Regions from separate parts of the Homo sapiens genome. Here region 2 is linked to region 1. A link is a loop called in an ENCODE intact Hi-C map of the cell type or tissue named here. Cell type or tissue: B cell. All regions are shown on one strand. Links, peaks and the distances in the headings refer to the core of each region. The heading gives the core; the rest is flanking DNA.

Evidence for each region. Hi-C counts contacts between places; a loop is a spot of excess contacts. Peaks named below come from ENCODE experiments on the same cell type or tissue, not always from the same donor. Only the 100,000 strongest peaks of a DNase experiment are listed, where the experiment ranks them.
Region 2: a loop joins it to region 1, with 1.9 times the contacts of the local background. A loop is called at or near these places in 1 of 110 quality-filtered maps.

Annotation. Positions count from the first base shown.
Region 1 is chr5:56,561,243-56,571,792 of GRCh38, reverse strand. All of the region lies in intron 1 of C5orf67 (chromosome 5 putative open reading frame 67), which reads left to right. Among named protein-coding and RNA genes, the nearest start is that of C5orf67, 40 kb to the left of the region's middle. In B cell, for the core only: no CTCF peak of the experiment used is centred there; a DNase peak (open chromatin) is centred at 5,872; H3K4me3 peaks cover 792 bases.
Region 2 is chr5:56,732,084-56,742,633 of GRCh38, reverse strand. No RefSeq gene overlaps it. Among named protein-coding and RNA genes, the nearest start is that of MAP3K1, 78 kb to the left of the region's middle. RefSeq lists an enhancer at 6,000-6,049. In B cell, for the core only: no CTCF peak of the experiment used is centred there; DNase peaks (open chromatin) are centred at 4,433, 6,223, 8,293, 8,483 and 1 weaker place; H3K4me3 peaks cover 3,809 bases; H3K27ac peaks cover 6,063 bases.

The sequences.
Region 1 (10,550 bases), core at 1,037-9,036:
CTTTGATGAGTGAAGAAAACAGGGGTACTCAAAACCTGGAGTGAACTGTGAAGATAAAACAACAGCCCTGGGATGCTTAGGAGCCAGAAGACAGTAAGAGACCAACTATGCCTTGGATGGACCCTACATGTGGGGTTACATTCCTTTGTGCTAAGAGGAAGGTGATTCTGAGAGCTTGATGGCATCTAATTCCTTCAAGAGTTGGCTGAGACATGTATTCAAGGGCACAGAGTTGGATTATATTTGGAAAACAAATGAAAAACCCTACTGCTTTTGTAATGTAAGTACCAGAGAAGATTTCTATAGCAGCAATCCCCAATCTTTTTGCAACCAGGGACTGGGTTTCATGGATGACAGTTTTTCCACGGACTAGGGTGGGGTATGGTTTCAGGATGATTCAAGTGTTATATTGTTATTACACTGTAATATATAATGAAATAATTATACAATTCACCATAATGGAGAATCAGTGGGAGCCCTGAGCTTGTTTTCCTGCAACTAGACAATCCCATCCGGGGGCAATGGGAGACAGTGACAGATCTTCAGGCATTGGTTTCTCATAAGGAGCATGCAACCTAGATCCCTTGCATGCACAGTTCACAATACAGTTCACACTCTTATGAGAATTCAATGCCACTGCTGATCTGATAGGAGGTGGAGCTCAGGCAGTAATGTGAGTGGTCATCTTGTGAGTGACCAGTACCAGTCCATGGCCTGGGGTTTGGGGACCCCTATTCTACAGCACCCACTCTTTTGCTTACTGGGAGTTTCTCTGTGAACTCCCAGTAATACTCATCACCATATTAACATAGATAATAATTCAGATAAAATGACCCATTAGCTCCAACTGGACACTTTGCAATTTGTTTGGATTTATAAAAGTCTACAAAATCACCTAACATAGTTCTCAAAATTTAGTATTTTCCTGTAAAACTTGGACAATGATGTGGCAGTGAGTGCATTTCTAGAATGGTTCCTGATGATTCCTACCCTCTTGGGTTCACTCCCTCATGTAATCCCTTCCCATTGTTTGTAGGCTGGGCTCAGTGACTTATTTCTAAGGAGTCAGATATAGCAAGTGTGATGTGTAGCCACATCCAAGATGCGGTTATGAAAGCTGTAATTTCTACCTTGTTTTCACGCTCTTAACTCCTGGCTTTGATGAAGCAGGCTTCCAAGGTGTGAGCTGCCATGTGGAGAGGCCCACAAGGCAAGGAAATGAGACCCTCAGTCCAGCAGCCCAAAAGGAACTGAGTCTTGCCAATACCTCTTGACTGAGCTTGGAAGTTACCCATGATACGACTAGTCTCAGCTGATACCTTGATTGCAGCCTTGTGAGTGAACCAGAGCCAGAACACCCAGCTAAACCACCCCCAGATTCCTGACCTACAGAAACTAGAATAATTACACAACAGGTAATTAAAACAAATGATAATATTAATGACTAGCATTCTTCAAAGTCAACTAAGTGTCAGGCACTGCACTAAGTGCTTTACATATGATTTCTCTTTTGATCTTCACAATAATCCTATGAAGAAGACATTATATGCTCATTTTATAGATGGGAAAACTGAGGCTTAAAGTAATTGGCTAAAGTTAACATTGCAAGTTAGCTGGTAAGTAAAATTGGAATTTAAATCCGTGCAGTCTTGTTCTAGAACCTAGATGCTTCAGCAGTATCCTCTGTTTTCTCTGCTATATTAAGTACTCTCTGTAGGACTGAACAGATTTTTCACTGAATTGACTGATTTTTTAAAAATGGAATTACACTGCAGTTATTGAACAAGGTAACCCCAGGCCTGGACCCTTGGTTGCTTCAGAGAAAGGCAAGCAAAAGCTAGAGAAAAGACCAGCAGCCTTGTGCAAAAAGCCTGCTCCATGCAGTTAGGGTATTTGATTTAGAGCTGAGATTTGTCCTAGCAGCAGAAAAGTATTTGAAAAGGAAGCAAAAATTCCTAGGGAAGGATTAGGGGAAGGATGATTCATTAAGTTTTTGTTTCAGCTTTTATGTCAGCACATCAGACTGTGAGGATGAAAACAAATCAAGCTCTCCCCAAGAGAATATTGTGTTGGAATAGTCTCGAATATGTCTCAATTGGAATCTACTAAGAAAAAAGGAAGTCATACTTAAAATGTTGTGATGTAAGACAATCTTTGTGAGAAGCAATATTGCTTTAAAAAAACTATTTTAGAAATACCTTTCATTTCTTTTAATGTAAAAGTAGTTATTATGATATACTTGCTATAATCAAAGCATTAATAAACCAATTGAGACAATTATAGAGACTAGCACCCCAAATCCCACCCACTAGCAATAACCAGATGGATATTTTACGGTATAGTAATTTTTGTTTTGTTTTCTAATTAAGGATATCTCTTCATGTCAGTAACTATGCCTACATCATTGTTTTTAATGTCTCACTGTGTGTACATTCTATCACTTATGCAATTAATCCCCTGGATATTTAAAGTGTTTGCAATTTCCTGTCATAAACAACTTCATGAGAAATAACTTTGTAGAGATATCTTGCACATTTGTCTCATTTCTTTAGAATAAATTTCTAAATTGGAGTCGCTGGGTCAAAGGGTTTGCATATTTTAGATTTTTAGAGGTCTTGCCAAATTGCCCTCCAGAAAGGTTGTACCAAAATTAATTCCCACCACATTTTATGAGAGTGCCCACTTCCTACACCCTCGCCAACAATGAGTATTAGCATTCTTTTAAACCTTTGCCCATCTGATAAATGAAAAATAGCATCTTATTATTTTAGTTTGTTCTCCTTTAATCACTGGGGAGATTAGGCATTCTTTCTTATTGGTCATTTGTGTTTCTTCTCTGATAAATTATCTTTATATGTAATTTTTTCCATTGGATTGTTCATAATTTTTTATTTAAAAATTTTTAAATTAAGGAATTTAACACTTTCTCTTTCCCATATGCTACGTTTTACCCCAGTTTGTAACCTGTCTTTCAACTGTGCTTTAATATATTTGCTTGGTTCTTGCTCTGTTGACATTCAGAATTTTTATGTCATCAAATCTATCCATCTTTATATTTATAGTTTCTGGTCTTGTTATGCCCAAAAAGGCCTTTTCTTTTGGCTAGATGATTTTACCAAGTCTAGATGGCCATTTTTAAAAACCCAACATTTTGAGGCAGCATTTGGAAAGCAAAATGTGAAAGACAATAAATTATAAAAAATGTGATTTACTCTCACATGTTTCTCCCTGGGACTTCTGCATTTGCCTTAACTCTGATGCATGATATTAAAGAAAACCCTTTAACAATTTTTACATATGTTGATTAGAATGCACATCCCTGCATAAAGTTCAGTGCGTTGATCTTGACTACATTTTTTAGTAACAACAATACAGTAAATAAGTTATAAACATATTGCTGATTCCATTGTAGTTCTAATAACAGAAATGTATTATTAAATTACTTCTATTCATGTCATGTTCTATACAAAGTTATTTCATATACTTCATTTCATTTAATTCTTTTTTTTTTTTGATGAAGTCTCACTCTGTCGCCTAGGCTGGAGTGTAGTGGCTCAATCTCGGCTCACTGCAACCTCCACTTCCTGGGTTCAAGTGATTCTCCTGCCTCAGCCTCCTGAGTAGCTGGGGTTACAGGCGCACACCAGCACGCCCGGCTAGTTTTTGTATTTTTAGTAGAGATGGGGTTTCACTATGTTTGTCAGGCTGGTCTCAAACTCCTGACCTTGTGGTCCGCCCACCTCGGCCTCCCAAAGTGCTGGGATTACAGGCGTGAGCCACCGTGCCTGGCCCATTTCATTTAATTCTCACTGCAACATTGCAAGTTAGCTATATTATCTGCCTTTTAGGTGAGGATATTGAGGTTCAGAGTGGTGAAGTGACTTGCCAATCACACAATCAAATGACAGCACAGCCAGGGACTCAAACTTGTGTCTTTTAAATAAAAATATAGTGTTCCTTTCAGTTATCAAACTAGTAATTATGATCTTTCGGCTGCTGCATGGAGTCAGGGGGAAGTTCGAAGTTTAGTTGCCTTTTTGAAATTTCAACAGGTTTGGTCTTACTCAAGGAACTTCTTCGGTTTTAATTTAAATTTGGTCATAAGAAGCAATCGATTACCATTTGTTAGGCTATAATAGCTTTCTTCTTCCCGAGCAAAGATGGCAATGCAGGGCAGCTCCTTTATTTAACATATCTAATTCAATGGAAGCACGTGTCCTTTAGTGGGTGATTATCCACCTGCAGGTGGCTGTTCACCTCTGCTTTCTCTGTGTCTTCCTCATTGCTAAAGCACCCCTCCCTGCCATGCTCACCTCAGGAGAGCAGAAACTGTGCTCCTTTTACCAATTCACTTTAAGCGGGAACTGAACTGTCATACAAACCCAGATGCATGATTGCTTCCTGGGCCAGCTTCCTGCCTAATCGCAGTGGCCAGAGTCAATTCAGCTTGATCCAGACATGCCTGAGTGTCTAGCCAATGTCTCCCAGCCCCTAAAAGTTCCTTTCCCACTCTGGTGTGCTTCCTCTTCCCCTAGAAGTTACCTACCGCCTGATGAATGACACTAGGAGCATATATTCCCTTCGAAGTGGCCTGCCTCTTCTACAACAGGAGTGTGTTATCTCCTTGACCTTAACAAAAAACCTTTTTTACATTTTAACTCGTCTTCATTATTTATTCTTATCCAGTGTCACCTGTCTATGCTTCAATGCAGTGTGACACATGTCAGCAGAAATACCGTACATCCTTCACAGAGGAGATACTATTTAAGCTGACTCTTTAAGGACGAGTGGGTCTTTCCTCCGGCATACAAGGCAGAAAATGTCACTCTAGGCAGAAGAATGAGCACATTCCAGGAAGGGAGGAATAACACGGTCGGGGAAGATGTATAATTCACTGTGACGGGAGCCTCAGGTGTTCTTGGGAAGAGCAGGCAAGGAAAGCGGGGAGGCAAACAAGAGCTGTGCATGGCAAGGAGGGACCTGTAGCCTGTCAGGTATAGATATGATGTCTCTCTGTTGTCTCTCTACATCCTAACAGTGGCAACTGGGCCCTTCTAAAAAGAGGAGACAGAGAAAAGGCTATTGGATCACAGAATGCTCCTGGTCTTGCAGTCATACCTGAGCTTTGATCATTGGAATTGCTGTGGTCATTATGACTTGTCGTACTCTGCTCTGGCTGTCTATTCTCCAGTTTGAGCTTTGGCTCTCAGTCTTATTCTGTGGGTAGGGCCACTGACAGTCACAAAGTTTTGCAATAGAGATGATATCTCGGCCATGCTCAAATGGCTTCCCATCCTCCTAGAATAAAATGCAAAGTCCATACCAGAGTCCCACATGATCAGGCACTTGCCTGCTTCTCTGATATCATCTTTTATTATTTTCCCCATGGCTTCTCATGAGGACTGGTCTTGCTGTTCCTCCTGAATGCCAAGCATGTTCCCACCTGTTAGCCTTTGCATGTGCTATTTCCATTACCTGAGACATTCTTCTCCCAGGTGTCTACATGGCTTGCTCACATCATTAGGTCTGGGTTCTAATGTCATCTCCTTAGAGGGATTATCTCAGACCACCTTATCTAACAATAACTCTCTGTCCCTTTAGCTTACTTTATTTTTCTGCATGCCACTCATCACTGCCCAATATTAAACTATGCATTTCCTTATTTGTCTTTGTCCTTCTCTCTTGTTAGAATGTAAGCTTCATGAAGGGAGCAATTTTGTCTGTCCTGTGCATTGCACATAAATCAGTGCCTGACACATAGCAAATAATAAATATTTGCTGAGTGAATGAGTGAATGAATGGTCTAGCCCCTAATCCCTTGAAGAAAAGAGGAGGGTGCAGGGCAGAGTGATCTTGGCAGGAGGAAGTGAAACCCAAGAGAACACACATTTGCAGCACCATCCCTCAGCCACAGAGTCAGAAACGATCATTTTGCTGGCTCTGAGACCTTCCCAACAACTATTACAAGGGCTCCAGGGAGCAGGTCATTGCACAGACCTTCGCTTTCTACAAAGTAGCCTTGGGCGTGCTCCACATAGTTTAAAGCCTAAGCATCAGTTTTTGCACTGTGTTTGTCAAGGAACAAGACCTGAGTGGAAAGATTGCCAGCTCCCACTGAATGCAAGCTGAAATCATGGTGAGAAAAAAAAATGAGAGGAAAGGATTTAGATGTCTAGACCTTTTCCATTTGGAAATGGGGCTTTTCTCTTGCTCAGTCTTTTCATCATAGAGTCAGAACTTCCTGAGCTTTGCAGATTCCCCGCTCAGGCCTCGCTGCTCCTCATTGGTGCTGCAAAGCTCCTAGGAGTCTGCCTGTCGCTCATTTATAGGAAAAGACCTGAGGCCACCCTTGCAGTTCATTACACACTAGCTGTGCTCTCTGGACTTGGGTTTCCCTGCAAGCCCTTTGCACAGCTCCACTCAGCTTTCCATGATTAGAAGTCCTGTTTGCTGCTTACACCCTTTCACTGTTTACAATAAATAGACTGAGGCACTTAAGGCTTCTCATGCTCCATTAGCTATGCGGATTTGACACAAGGATGGGTGAGACTGGTTGCATAGCATGGAGTTGGGTAATAGGAGAAAATGCACCCCTTCTCCTCCCCTGAGATGAAATTTCAGTTGTTCCCACAGTATGTTTTCATTGTACAGTAGATGCAAGAGCTCCAGCTAGTGTGAGAACCGAGCTCAGATAAGAGAAACACAGTGATGGCACGGTTCCTGCAGGGCTCCCATGCTATTTTCTCAGCATTACGGAAACCCAACAATGTCTAAACAGCTGACCTTGTGGTGTGTTGGTAGGTTTGCACAATTCCCAGGGGTCATATTAGCATATGCATTTCAAGGGAGAGATCAAGTCAACTTTGGAAAAAGCAAGACGTCGGTACATTTAAAACTCACCTTCCATCTACATTCTCCCTGAACCACAAGAGAGCAGTTACTAAAGTATCCCTGGGCATAAGGCACGACTGGGTCACAGTGATGCAAGTAGCTCAATTTGCAGTAGCCCATAGAAGCCTTTTTTTTTTTTTAACTGTCATTGGTCTATTTGCTTTTGTATCTCCCAGAATTTGTTTGGAAATAGCCCCTGGATGCTTCACTGTCTTGCATCAGCCTCTTTATTACTCTGGAAAATATTAGTTAGAGTGGCTCAGTTGCTTGTCAGCAGGGAGTAATCATTCCTCATTAGCTGGGGTGGAGTTCCCTGGTGGTCTTTTAAATTTTTTTCCTATTCATGCAATATCCCCACATCTCCCATCTCATGTTGTAATCTCTCTGGTTACATTAAGCTTGTAGACTTTTCCTAAGTTATTGCTTATAAAGAGAGTATTCAGAAATTGTTTATAAAATAGTTTTTAGTGGAATGTCATGCAATTAGCTCTAATTGTCACCTTTCCAAAATTCCAGGAGACTCAAAGGACATTCTGCTAAAATTCTAGAGACCAGAGCCAGGGCAACTCTTCTCTGGAGTGCCAGCACTATTGTCGGCCCCATCACTAAGGCTATTGACCACCACTATTGTGGCTGTCAGCCACCACCAAGATCACTGAGTAGTCTTCTTCTACTCTCTAAGCCACCTATTAGTTGATAAAGTGGACCAAGTCTTAAAACCTTTATAGAGGAGGAGCTCTGTCTGTTTCAATCAATGTTGAATACCTAGTGCTTAGTACAATGCTTGTTACATAGTAGATGCTCAATGAATATGTATCAAATCAATGAGTAGTTCTCTAGTCTGCGGATTGCCTGTTTTTACTACCGATTAATTTGAAACCACCAAACATGTTTGTTTCTTCTCTTGATTATAAGAATGTGATCTTCTAATACTGTCTTCAGGGATCTACAACATAGTGGTTAAAGTATAAGTTCTTCTAACCTATGGTGTTAGCAATCAGCGTAGTGGTTATCCTTAGTTGGGATGGGGTGAGCGGTAACTGAATAGGGTCCTAATGAGGGCTTCTGGGATGCTGGTAATATTCTGGAAATGGTATGGGCAAGTTTACTTTATGAAAAGTAATTAATCTGCACATTTTTGACTTGAACACTGCTGTATATGTGTGCTATTATTCATTAAGATTTTTACAAAATAAGATCTGGAGCTCATTGTCTAGTTTCATATCCTGGCTATCCACTTTCTAGCTGGATGGCCTGAGACAAGTTATTTAACATTTCCTTTCCTCACTTTCTTCATCCGTAAATCAAGAATAATAATATGCCTATGTTATTTGTTTTTTGTGAAAGAAGTATGTTAATCTAGAGTAAGTACTCAAAAAATGTCAGTTTTTATTAGCTATTATTTTTCAGAAGTTGAGATAGTTCAAACCTGATTCATGTAAAGACTTAGAAAATACCATTGACGGTCATTAGAGTACTCATCAGCCTCCAGGAAACACACTCCTAGTTTCTCAAGATCCATGTTCTTCTTAAGGGTCTCTACAAATTTGCTTTTAGTTCTCTTCCAAAGTACACAGACCATAAAGATCAGACAAGGTCTTAAGATCCATTGTAACAATACTGGTTTTCCTAGAGAGGTTCTGTCAAGCACAGAATGCTAGAATCAGAAAAGATCTTAGAAAATACTGTCTGTGCTGTCCCAATATAGTAGCCACTTGTTATATGTGCCTATGTAATCTTACTCTAAATTAGTTAAAAATAAAAATAAAATTAAAAATGCAGTTCCTCAGTTGTATTCATCACACTTTAAGTGCTCAATATATCCCCATGTGGCTAGTGGCTGCCACACCCAACAGTACAGAGACAGAACATTTTCATCACAACAGAAAATCCTATTGGATAGCACTGCTAGATCAACCTGCTCACTCTGTGTATGAAAACATTGAGGTCCAGAAGTCCAGAGAGGTGAAACGATTATACCAAAATCACATAGCTAGTTAAGGAAAGAACTAGACTACAGTTTAGGTGTTTTGATTTCTACTTCAAGATATTTTCCACTTGGTGACAAAGACACCTATGGATCCACAGGCTCTCTCCTGTCGTCATTAGTATGCCACATCTACATTATATATTATCTTGGAGAAATAATTTTGATGGCTCCATATTATCTATACTCTAATACCATTTTACTAACTGGAAACTTCATTTCCATTTCCATTCTAGGGTCCTTTTTTCTCAAAATCAGCAGGCCATTTTGTCACTCACACACATAGGGTAGCCAAGTTAGCCAAGTTGCAGTTAGTTAACAGTAATTGCTAATGTTTATTAAGCATTTACTATGCACCAGTCATCTCCTCTAAGTGATTTATTAGGTTGGTGCCAAAGTGATTGCCACTTTCAGTGGTAAAAACTGCAATCACTTTGGCACCAACCTAATACATTCAACTGATGAATGTGAGGCACAGAAATGTTATGGGGTGTGCTCAAGGAGATGGGGGGTTGGGATTTGAACTCAGTCAGTCTTCTCCAGGGCCCTTGCTCTTATTCACTATGCTATAGTGTGTAGGGCATTACACAAAGTTTGATGAAAGCTAAAGCATGTGAGCAACGAATGGGAATGCAATGTCCTTACTCGAGAAATAAATAATCCAGTTATGGGCCAAGAAGAAAGTAGCAGATCCATGTGGACAATTTATGTGTACATTTTAGTATTTATAATCATACAAATACTTATGAATTTGGCAGTCTGCATCTCTAAACCTACTCTCTTTCTTCTCTTTCTTTCTTTTTGCTAAAAAACAAAACCCAAAAAGCAAAATCCTTTAATAACAAATGCCCTTCAAACGGTTGGTGATTATCCCTAAGTGGTCTACCTTTACATAGGTCTCCTGTCAGGGCCCTGGATTCATCTGGGTATGCTCCTGAGAATCCATTTGTTGACTGGCTAGGGCTGTCGATGAATGGAGGAAGGGGAGTGGAGAGATCACTTAATGCTTTGATTATAGGTCGGAGCCCCGCCAGCAGAGGTTTCTCACTAAGGCCATGGAGTTAAGTGTGTTTGTGACAAGATTTTTGCACAGATTCACTAAGTATAAATAGAGGATGTTTTTAAAAAGTAGATAGATTTAACAGTTGATTTCATGCTTTGGAAGCAATCCTTTTCAGTTTAAAAAAAAAAAATCCTTGCCCACACTTGCTGGTGAAACCACATTGGCACCCAGCTAGCAGCAGTGGTGTTTAAACATGCTGTGGCTGGCACCATTCAAACAACAACAGAAACGGCTTTAGGCTCTCAAAGCCTCCTTACTGTGCTGTGTAGAGTCCCTTCCAAGATTTCAAATAGATGAACGAATAATGTACCAAGTTGCAATTATCACTCTGAATTGGTCCAATCATAAGATGCTATTCTTGAATTATTAGTAGACTATGATTTCTATTATTCATGTTCCATCTGCTTTGGGATTTGAATTTGAGTTTTTGTGCTTAACATCTTCTGCATTTCACAAAAAGCCTCAGCCAAGGGCACTGATAATTTTTATAAGGTGTTCTGGGTCACGAACGAGTGGAATATAGCTTCTGAAGAGGCCACTTCCCTGAACTAGGGAATGTCACAAGGTTAAGTTTACTGCTTAACATAAATCTTACTTTTTTTCTTTTCT
Region 2 (10,550 bases), core at 1,745-9,744, 170 kb before region 1:
CTATTTCAAAATTCATTTGGGGGAGTGGAATTAGTATGTCCCAAACTGCGTTTATTATGGATTCTGACAGCTGAATCCAAAGTTTCCATTAGGATTTTTAAAAGAGATGCAGTCATTATGAAATATTTTTAACAATGATTAGGGTTTAATTGTTTGTAATTTTGCCTTGTAGTCTTTATCAAACAAGTTATAAAATGATAGATTTTTCATTGAAGGGTAATCAAGGCTGGTTTCAGCCCTTTATCATCCAGTGGTACATAACTGAGAAGAAATTTCAGATGAAAAATGATATATGTGGATCTTTAGCTCCTCGATACTCACAATGCATCTATGAGCCAGTAGCATCTGCATCACCTAGGTGTCAGAGAACCTCAGGCCCCTCCCCAGACCAACGAAATTTCATTTTAACAAGATGTGAGAAGCGCTGTTTTAGGCCTCAAGAAATGAATCTTTTCATTAAAGAGACAACCTTCAGCCTTCGGTACCTTATCCCATGTTCTTACCTGACAGAGAAGGTCTGATGATTTTAAGAAAAACTTTTCTTCAAAACTTCTAACAATTAATAAAGAGTGTGCGGAGACGCGTCAAATACATAGAAAAGTATAGAACTAATAAACCATCAGTAAACCTACTACTGAATTTAAAGACATTTTAATTTTAACATTTTACCGTATTTGATTATCTTTCCCTTCCCTGATTGAAAAAAATATTTTTATTGCAAAAACATACATAACAAAAATTACCATTTTAAGTCTCTTTGAGTATACAACAGTACTATCAAGTACATTGAGATTGTTGTACAACATCATCACTATTTTTTTTTTTTTTTTTTTGAAATGGAGTCTCACTCTGTCACCCAGGCTGGAGTGCAATGGTTGGATCTTGGCTTATTGCAACCTCTGCCTCCTGAATTCAAGGGATTCTCCTGTCTCAGCCTCCCTAGTAGCTGGAATTCCAGGCGCCTGCCACCATGCCCGGCTAATTTTTATATTTTTAGTAGAGATGGGATTTCACCATGTTGGCTAGGCTGGTCTCGAACTCCTGACCTCAAATGATCCACCCACCTCGGCCTCCCAAAGTTCTAGGATTACAGGCATGAGCCACCATGCCTGGCCACCACTATTTATTTCCACAATTTTTTAAATCATCCCAGACTGAAACTCTGTAGCTGTTAGACAATTGCTTTTCATCCTCCTTGCAGCAACCCTTGGTAAACACTATTTTACTTTCTTGATAAATTTGGCTGTTCTAGGTACCCCATATAAGTGGAATCATACAATATTTGTTCTTTTGTGTCTCAGTTATTTCACTTAGCATAATGCTTTCAAGGTTTATCTATAATATGGCATGCATCAAAATATTTCCTTCCTTTTAAAGACTGAATAAAATTCTAAAGCATGCATGCATATACCACATTTTGTTTATCCATTCATCCATTGATAGGCATTTGTGTTGTCTTCACACTTTGGCTGTCGTCAATAATGTTGTTATGAATGCTGGTGTACAAATATCTGTTCGAGTCCTTGATTTCAATTTTTGGGTATAAACCTAGAAATGGAATTGCACAATCATACAGCAATTATATGCGTAACTTTTTGAGGAACCATCATACTGTCTTCCATAGTGGGGCACCATTTTACATTCCTACCAGCAATTCACAAGGTCTCTAATTTTTCTACATTGTCACCAACATTTGTTTTCTTCTCTCTCTCTATCTTGTTCTTTCTCTCTCAGAACCTAGCGGGTGTGAAATGGTATCTGATTTGTATTTCCTGAATTATCAGTGATGTTGAGCATCTTTTTCTGTGCTTCTTGCTGATATGTATATCTTCTTTGGAGGATATGTATTCAAGTCGTTTGCCCTGTTCTAAATTATGGAGTTATTTTGGTTTGTTTGTTTGTTTGTTTGTTTGTTTGTTTATTGCTGTTGAGCTGTAGTAGTTCTTTATATATTCTGGATAGTAATCCTTTATCAGATATATGATTTACAAATATTCTCCACTTCTGAGGGGTGTTGTTTTTTTTTAATACGCTGCTTCACGTTGATTCACAGTATTTAAATCCATTTCTAAAATGAGGGGCAGTTAGGTTGTCTACTTAAGAAGTTAATTGTTTCTAAGGTTTAAAAAATAAACAGCATGGCCACAAACATTTTTGTGCATGTCTCTCTCTCACACACACATTTTTCTAGGGTAGAAAACTAGAAGTGGAATTGCTGGTGTCATAGAGCAGATTGGAAAATGATAATGTTTAACAGTGTAACCTAAACATGACTGAGGTGTATAAGCAGCAAAGAGCTTATTATTGGAACTATCACTAGTTACTTGGTTACACTATATGTCTCATTTCCACTAGATAAATTCTAAGGGCTACTGTTTTTATTGTAAAAAAATATTGTGATGATGAATGAGTTTGACTGTCTAGTGTCGTCATTTGATCACATGGCTGAATTTCTAGGAAACAGGCCTTCTAATGGATCATTGCCAGCTTTAGCCTTAAAACATTCTCAAATTGTTTTGTCAGTGAAACTATTACATTCTGGAGCCAAATTGGTTCCAGGCACCTGCAATGACAAATAGAAAGGTATTTTTAATTTTTAAAAATAGTTTTTCATTTTTAATTGGGAATCTGAATTAGGATTGAGAGAGATAGGTTGTTAGAGAAGCAGATATCCCAGAGGCTGTTATTAACTGAAATCAGTTAATGTCTTATTTCTCCAAAAACATATGTGGCAGAGCACTGCATGAAGAAGGACCTTATTCTTAGCCTCTAACACCCAAGTTATTGATCTAGAAGGGGAGCCAACACACTAGGCTGTCCTTTCACCTAGATGCTGGTGCTCAAACAAATAAGAACTGATCAACTATAGACGCACCTTTAGAACTGGCCTAGACCGTAAGTAGTCTGCAAGATCTGCTTTAAACTTAAGTGTTTTCACGTTAAAATGAACATCACACTTTCTAACATTCCTAAATCAGCCAAAGACAACCAAAATAAAACCACAAAAAACCTGTTCTATTTAAAACATAATTTTTAGGGAACACTTATACACTGTTGATGAGAATGTAAATTAGCTCCACTCCTATGGAAAATAGTATGGAGATTTCTGAAAGAACTGAAAATAGAACTGAATAGTAATTCAACTCAGCAATCCCATTACTAGGTACCTAGCCAAAGGAAAAGAAATCATTTCATCAAAAAGACACCTGCACTGTTATGTTTATCAAAGCACTATTCAAAATATCAAAGGCTTGGAATCAATGTAAGTGTTCACCAGTGGTGGATTGGATTTAAAAAATGTGGTACATAGACCAAGCGTGGTGGCTCATGCCTGTAATCCCAGTACTTCAGGAGGCTGAGGCAGACAGATCACTGAGGTCAGGAGTTTGAGACCAGCCTGCCCAACATGGTAAAACCCCGTCTCTTCTAAAATACAAAAATTAGCCAGGCATGGTGGTGGGCACCTATAATCCCAGCTACTCAGGAGGCTGAGGCAGGAAAATTGCTTGAACCCAGGAGGCTGAGGTTGCAGTAGCCGAGATCGTGCCACTGCACTCCAGCCTGGGTGACAGAGCAAGACTCGCTCTCAAAAAGAAAAAAAAGAGAAAAAAATGTGGTATATATACACCATGGAATACTATGCAGCCATAAAAAGAATGAAATCATGTCCTTTGCAGCAACATAGGTACAACTGGAGGACATTATCCTAAGTGAATTAATGCAGAAATAGAAAACCAAGTACTATGTGTTCTCACTAATAAGTGGGAGCTAAACAATGGGTGCACATGGACATAAAGAGGTAAACAATAGACACTGGGGACTCCAAAAGGGGAGAGGGAGGAAGGGGAGAAGGGCTGGAAAAACTACCTATTTGGTACTAGGTTTACTACTTGGGTTCACCAGAACCCAACCCCAGAACTATGCAATACACCTATGTAACAAACCTGTACATGGAACCCCCGAATCTATAATTTAAATAAAATATGATTTTTGATAATATTGGTATTGGCTTTTATAATTCCATGGACTTGATCAAATTTTTAAGATGACTGTTATGCTCTGGGTCAATTGCAACAGAGAGTATAGTTTTATAGAACAAAATCTTTAGAGTGGTAAACTAGATATTCAAAATCTAAGTCATTGAGGTTGTCAGAATAGGTCATTGCTCACCCTCCCACCAGTCAGGTTGAATACTTGTCATCCCAGAAGTAGACAAACCTGTCTTTGATGCAAAAGGCTCTGAGTAGACGTCTTAGTTTAAACCAGAGGGCTGTTATATTAGCAAGATCACTGATTTGAGCCAGAAGGCCTGGGATGAAGTTCTCATTCTATCACTCACTGCTTGGATAGTCTCAGACGAGTCTCTGAGCTTGTCTAAATTCTCAATTTCCTCATCTACCATAGGATGATGACAAAACCATAGTTACTTCAAAGGGCTGTTCTGAGAATTTAATGAAACGGTCCATATCACAGTTGTTGAGGAACTGTAAAATCTGTAAATTGTCACGTAAACAGTGATGGAATGAAGGCCCACACCCTGAGCAAGAGCGTGGTTAATAATGACAGCCACTGGCAGAGCCGGTGCAGGGACATTTAGTTAAAACAAAACTAAACAAACAAAAAACCCCAATAAACTTCAGACAGAGTACTCAGTGGGGTTTTCTATTCAGCCATTACCAGAGAACTTCCAATTTAATATGCAATAAAAGGTGCTTAACACGCAATTAATATTTCATCACCTTTAGTTTTGCCAGGGGAAGTTTTGACCCCAAATAGTTTTAATATTTGCATGCCACAAATTTAATATATATGTATTGTTTGCATATCAATTTTGCCAACTGTGATATAAATCATGGCCCTAACCTGAATAGATTGGTAAGGGTTTATAGTACAACGGAAGCTATGACCTTGGAAGAACAACCTGTCTCAATGATGGGGGTTATTTATTATCTTTTTTCTTTTGGCTTAAGTTTGTTTCAGTAAAACATTCAAGAATTTTGAGATAAAAGCAGTTAAGAATCCCCAACTGTTCATCATATGAAGCTCAGATGTTCTTGTGTCTTAGTTAAGAGCTACGCTCAGCTTATGAGTCAGAGCAGTTTGTATCTAAGCACAGATCTTCATCCTGACAAATAAACATAAATTGTATTAATCCTGGAAGTTATTCATTAGATATTGATATGATTAACACAAAGTTCCTTTGAAATGAACATTACATTCATCCTACGAAATATGACAAAGATAAACTGCTCAGCGGGATAGCTACTTTGGAGAAACCAATTTTGCCAACCATTCTTCCCCGCCCCTCACCCACCAGCAAAGCTCTATGATTCAAACAGGATTTCCTGTATGCTACCAGAAGCATCCATGACTTTTTTTTTTTCCTTCCAGTACTTCTAAAGTTCCCCATTTTGGCCTTTCAATCTCTTACCCACATTTTTTCCTGGGCCCCCATGTATGGTATCATGCAAGCTGTGCCTTCTGGAAGATTACCTGGCTGAAGGGAAGAGCACAGGCTGACATCTAGCCATGCACTCTTGCATGGGTTTGTGTGTGCTCAGAGGAAGTGGTGCCTTTTTCTAACTTGTACGAAGGTGCTGTATGGGCTGGAAGAGGCCCTGCCCTGTCTTCCTCAATGTCTTTCTTATTCCTTTATCCTTCACCTCCACTTTTCCATTATTTGGACTTCAAATCGCCTCATCACCACCCATCAACTGGTCCCCTTCCTGTAACCCTTCTTGCCCTCTGCCCCTCTCTAGCCACCCCATGGGCCATTCCAAAGGTCTCTCACCCTTGTGTTTCCAAAGAACCTCTCCTAACTTGAATATCTTTTATAGGACATATCCAAATGCATGTTTTTATAGTGTCATTTAAGGCACATGAGATAAAATAAACTTTATTGGTTTGTTGCAGTTTCCTGAGTATTGAAAAAAGGATGAAGACTAGGTTGGGTTGAAACAAAATTATTAAAAGCAAAACAAGAAATGAATGTTTGCTCAGCTGATCATTTCCTATTGAGGGTTCTCTGTGCAATGTGGTCTATGAAGAGTTCACTGTTCAGCTTTAAACAGATTGAAATGATCCGTGGGGGGAAATAACACTAAACCCAAGGACTGTGTGGAAGCGATGCTCAATGCCGGCCCCCAGGCTGCTGTGGAAAGGCCGGCTGTGCAGGCGTACGTGTTCAAGTTGAAGGAAGCCTTTGAAAGCTATCTTTTAAACAGAATGAATGTGAAAAGCTACTGGGGAGGAAGAAAAAGGCAGCACAGAACTGCCACTTGAGCGTTGCTTCCTGTCCATGTGGCTCTAGCTCTTTGCTGACAGTTATTCTTAGGCCTTCTTTGGCTTCAAAGATTTCCTCTTTTCTATTTTTGGTAGCAGAATATGGATTTAGATCTGCATAACCCCTCTTGACTACTAATCTGTGCCCTGAAGTGAGTAGGGCTGTTGTTTTCTGTAGCTATCAGTTCTCTTTCTTTTCAGCACCTCCAAATGATTTTTAATATTAAGGACACAGATTTATGGGAAGGAGTCGTTGAGTTTTCAAACTGATTTGTAGTCTCTTAATTTGCACATGCCTTTCTCCAGCAGGGGCATCTCAGAGATCATCTCAAGTAATGGGGCCTGACTTGTGTGATGAGTGAAAGAATCCAGGTTGGTAAAACAGATGGCCATCGAATGACCAAAAAGTAAGCAAGGAAGATTTGCATTGGAGTGACATGTAATTGATTAAGCACAATTCTATTTTGGAAAGAAATAATTGATGCCTGTGTCCTCCAAAATTAGCTTAATCTATACAAACTGCACCACAAAGCTACAAGCCACCCCAGACTGGAATGCTAAGGACCCAGGCCCTAGCAGAGGAAAACACACTGCCCAAAGCGAAGCGTTTGTAGGGTGTTTCATTTCGTGCCCTCTAATTCTATGTTTTAAATCACTTCTGTTTTTTCTGATCTCATGGCCTGACTTTACTGGACCATTAGTAACAATAACCTTTCACAGATTCTTTTTCATCCAGGTACCTTAATTTTTTTTTTTTTAAAGAAATACTAAACCCTTGAGTCCTCTCATAAAAAATATGGGGCCGCCTACTTGGCTGACTGCAGAACCAGGGATCAGGAATGCTGCCCACCCAGCTCAGCTGCCTTTGCCACGTGGTCTTAATCAGGGTCTCCCTCTGTGGCTTTAAAAGGGTGACAATCTTATTCTTGAGAAGGATTACTGTGGGAATGTATAAACTGAAGCATCAAGGCTTGTCCCATCTTCCCAAGACCACTCAGCCAATTTCTGTCTGCCATAGCATCTGGTTTGACCTTCACAATCCTCTACAAACCATGAGCCCATACTCCATGAATATTCCATGTGTGCCATATTTTATTTTATTTTTATTTTGCAACGAACAAAATGAACAGAAGCATATTGGGAGAGGAACTTTGAGGATTAATCTAGGCACTTTGCAAATGGATGATTGGCAAGAAGAAACTCAAACTAGGTCATATATTGGGTTTCCAACACTGGAAGGTATCTTTTAATATATTTTACATAACGGTTTTAAGCAGCAGGCTGCATTATCTGTTCAGTGTTGACAGTGAGCTAAAAAGCTGCATAATCGAGTGCAAAAGAAAGCCCCCCTAAGTCTTCTCCAGAGCATTTTGACCCTGCTGAATTTTTCAGAGGTTGTTTTAAATGTGTCCCAATGTCAGACTTGTTCAGAAAGAGAGCATTGTATCTCCCAAGAGAATGATAATTTGCTCTTTCTTTTTAAAGTGGAGCAAAATGCTAACTTTTAATAGACGATCTAGACTTTTCTGCACTGAAAAAGTCCTCCTTCAGAATTCCTATGCAAATATTCAAACTCCCGGGTTGGGAAAAGGTTAAAAGGAACTGAAAAAGTCTATAGTGGCTCTTTCTGAGATGCACTCCAACACTTGGCAGGATGAGGTGTTCATAGCAGGTGCTGGATTTGCTATAAATGGACAATTTATAAACAGAGCTGACAACTGGGAAAACAGAGCAGTGGGGAATGCTGGCATTCCAGGGGCCAGTGGTTGATTTCCTATCAGATGGTCCTCAGCATGGAATTATTGATAGCTGCTGCTCTGAAAGAAAGCCAGTTGGCTGACGCATAAAAGGGCTGTACCTCAATTCATGCATGATCTGCTGCTAGATATTTTAAATAGGTCAGTGCAAATTAGCTTCTTCAGGTTGGTACTTCCTTAATTAGCAATTTAATTGCAAAGTCTTTTCCTCCCTCCTCAACCTTGACTGAATTTAACACTCTTCCCTCCATGTAATGCCAGAGGAATGGGACCTGGGAGAAATCTAGCTTAATAAATAAATGAGGACCTTGAGGGAGTGGGGGAGGAATCAGAGCAGCCTTCAGTGACTAAAGCCAATACAGAACCTGGCTAAGACAAGTCATGTGTGAGCAAGGGCAGCATTTTTGGCCGTGTCCTGGGGCAGAAAGGAGCAGGGCCTTTGTGCATGGAGCCCAGGGGGAGAAACAGAAATGTGTGGCAAAGGCATCTCATTTCTCTTTTGCCGTTTGTCAGGAGCTGCCAGTACACTAAGACATTCCTGAGGTCCCTTCAGGAAGGTTCTGCTTTCAAAGTATTCCCATGGGTGCACTCTAATGATCACATTCAAAGTTCCCATGGGTGCACTCTAATGATCACATTCAAAGTTTCCATCGTTTTTATTTATTTTTGGACAAGTTTTTCCCCTATAGAGATGTTTGATGGTGGTCCCTGGATAGACGGCATTGGATAGCATTCCAATGTCTCTATCAACAGCCTTGAATCAGTGCAGAGTTCTGCCCAGAGCTAGTGGAGTGACCATACCTGTTTGTTCTAGCTGCATGAGTGGTTTTTCCAGGAGACATTTGTTTGGCTGGGACTCTATTTTTCTCCTGACCACACCCTATTGTTTTTCTCTTCAGAGGAACAGACTGAAGACCAGACTGATTCTGGAAGGACCTTTGACTTCCTTACAGGGAGTGAAAATTGCACGGGTCTGAAGACTAGGGTGTTGAATTAGGTGCACGTTCAGCACAAGGGATGGTCTAGGCATGAGGGCTGTTGGAGGCAAAAACACAGGGCTTTGAGGGAATCCAGAGCAGGGACTTCCGGGTGCCACATAAGGGCAAAACCCACCCAGAGTAGAGAGGGACCTAAGGCATTGAGGGGGTGGGGACTTTTTGGTGGGAAGTCATGTCTGTAAGTGCAAACTCCTAAGGACCTCTCTTTCCTATGGGAATCTCAGGTTCATTAGTTGTGGTGAGCTCTTTGATAAATATGTGACAAATCTTACTGAGCATCTATTATTTGCAAAGAACTACACTAGGTAGAGGAGATACAAGGAAGTATAAGGTACAGTTCTACCACCAGAAGTTTATGATGGGATTAGGGAGAGACACCATATTCTCATGAAAAGGTGCTAAGTTGGGAGAAACATGGCATGTTAAAGCCATAGACAACGAGGAAATGCTCTAGAAGTGCCCAGGAAGAGTGGCGGCAGGTGGACCAGGAATGGCTTGAAGGACAAGACCGGACTGGAGCTGGGCCTGGAAGGGTGGGAGAATTTCAGTAATTGGATATGTGAAAGAGAGACTATTCCAGGCAGGGGGAAGCTGGGCTGAAAGCCCTGGTGAGGAGCTGACCCCTGTGCTTCGGAGGAGAAAAAAGAAGGTCCTGGGAGGTAAGGCTGAGGGATCACGCAGATCCACAGATCTGATGGCCACACAGAGTGTAGAGTTCATTTTGCAGGATATCTCTGATCAGGGCAGGGAGATGAGGAAAGCAGTATCTGAAGAAGACAAAACAAGAGTGGCAGTCACTGCAGGAGGCCCTCATAGTCCAATCGCGAAGTGGCCAAGGCTTAGGTCTGAAAAGGTTTTTATTTAGAGCGTGGGGTGTGTTCTGCACCACTCTGCATGTACGGAGCCCTCCTTCCCCAGCCTCCCTCTTCCTCACCCACTGCCCTTGTTTACTCTAGAAGACAGGGCTAAGCCTCTACTCACTGGAGTTTCCCCACAAACACACAGAGCCAAAGCAAAACAAAGGCTGATTTAAAAAAAAAAAAAACTTCATTGCTTGACTCTTATTCACTCACTCTTGTATTCCCATTGGTGTCACCCTGATTTATTTGAGGCCTTACTGGACTATTTGGACTGTTGCTTATTTCCATAGCTAACTCGGAAGGCCATCTTTGAGCTCTGGAAGTGTCTGCTCAACTTGACAGAAGGCTAAGGCAGAGCCACAGCTCTGCGGTGGGTGGGGTCTGCCCTGGTGAGGGAGGGCTCACCTGCTGAGAGCTCTGACACTTTTCCCATTCTCTAATACCTCGACATACGACATACGGCCTGCAGACAAACAGCTTGGGTATCATCTGGAGCTAGTTTAAAACACAAAATCTCCACCCAGACCTACTAGATCAGGATCTGCATGTTATGCAAGATTCGGAGGGATTCATATGCATGTTAGAGTTTGAGAGGCACTGCTTTCAACCTAGCTGGATGGAAGAATCACCTGCAGAGCATTAAAAACATTCCC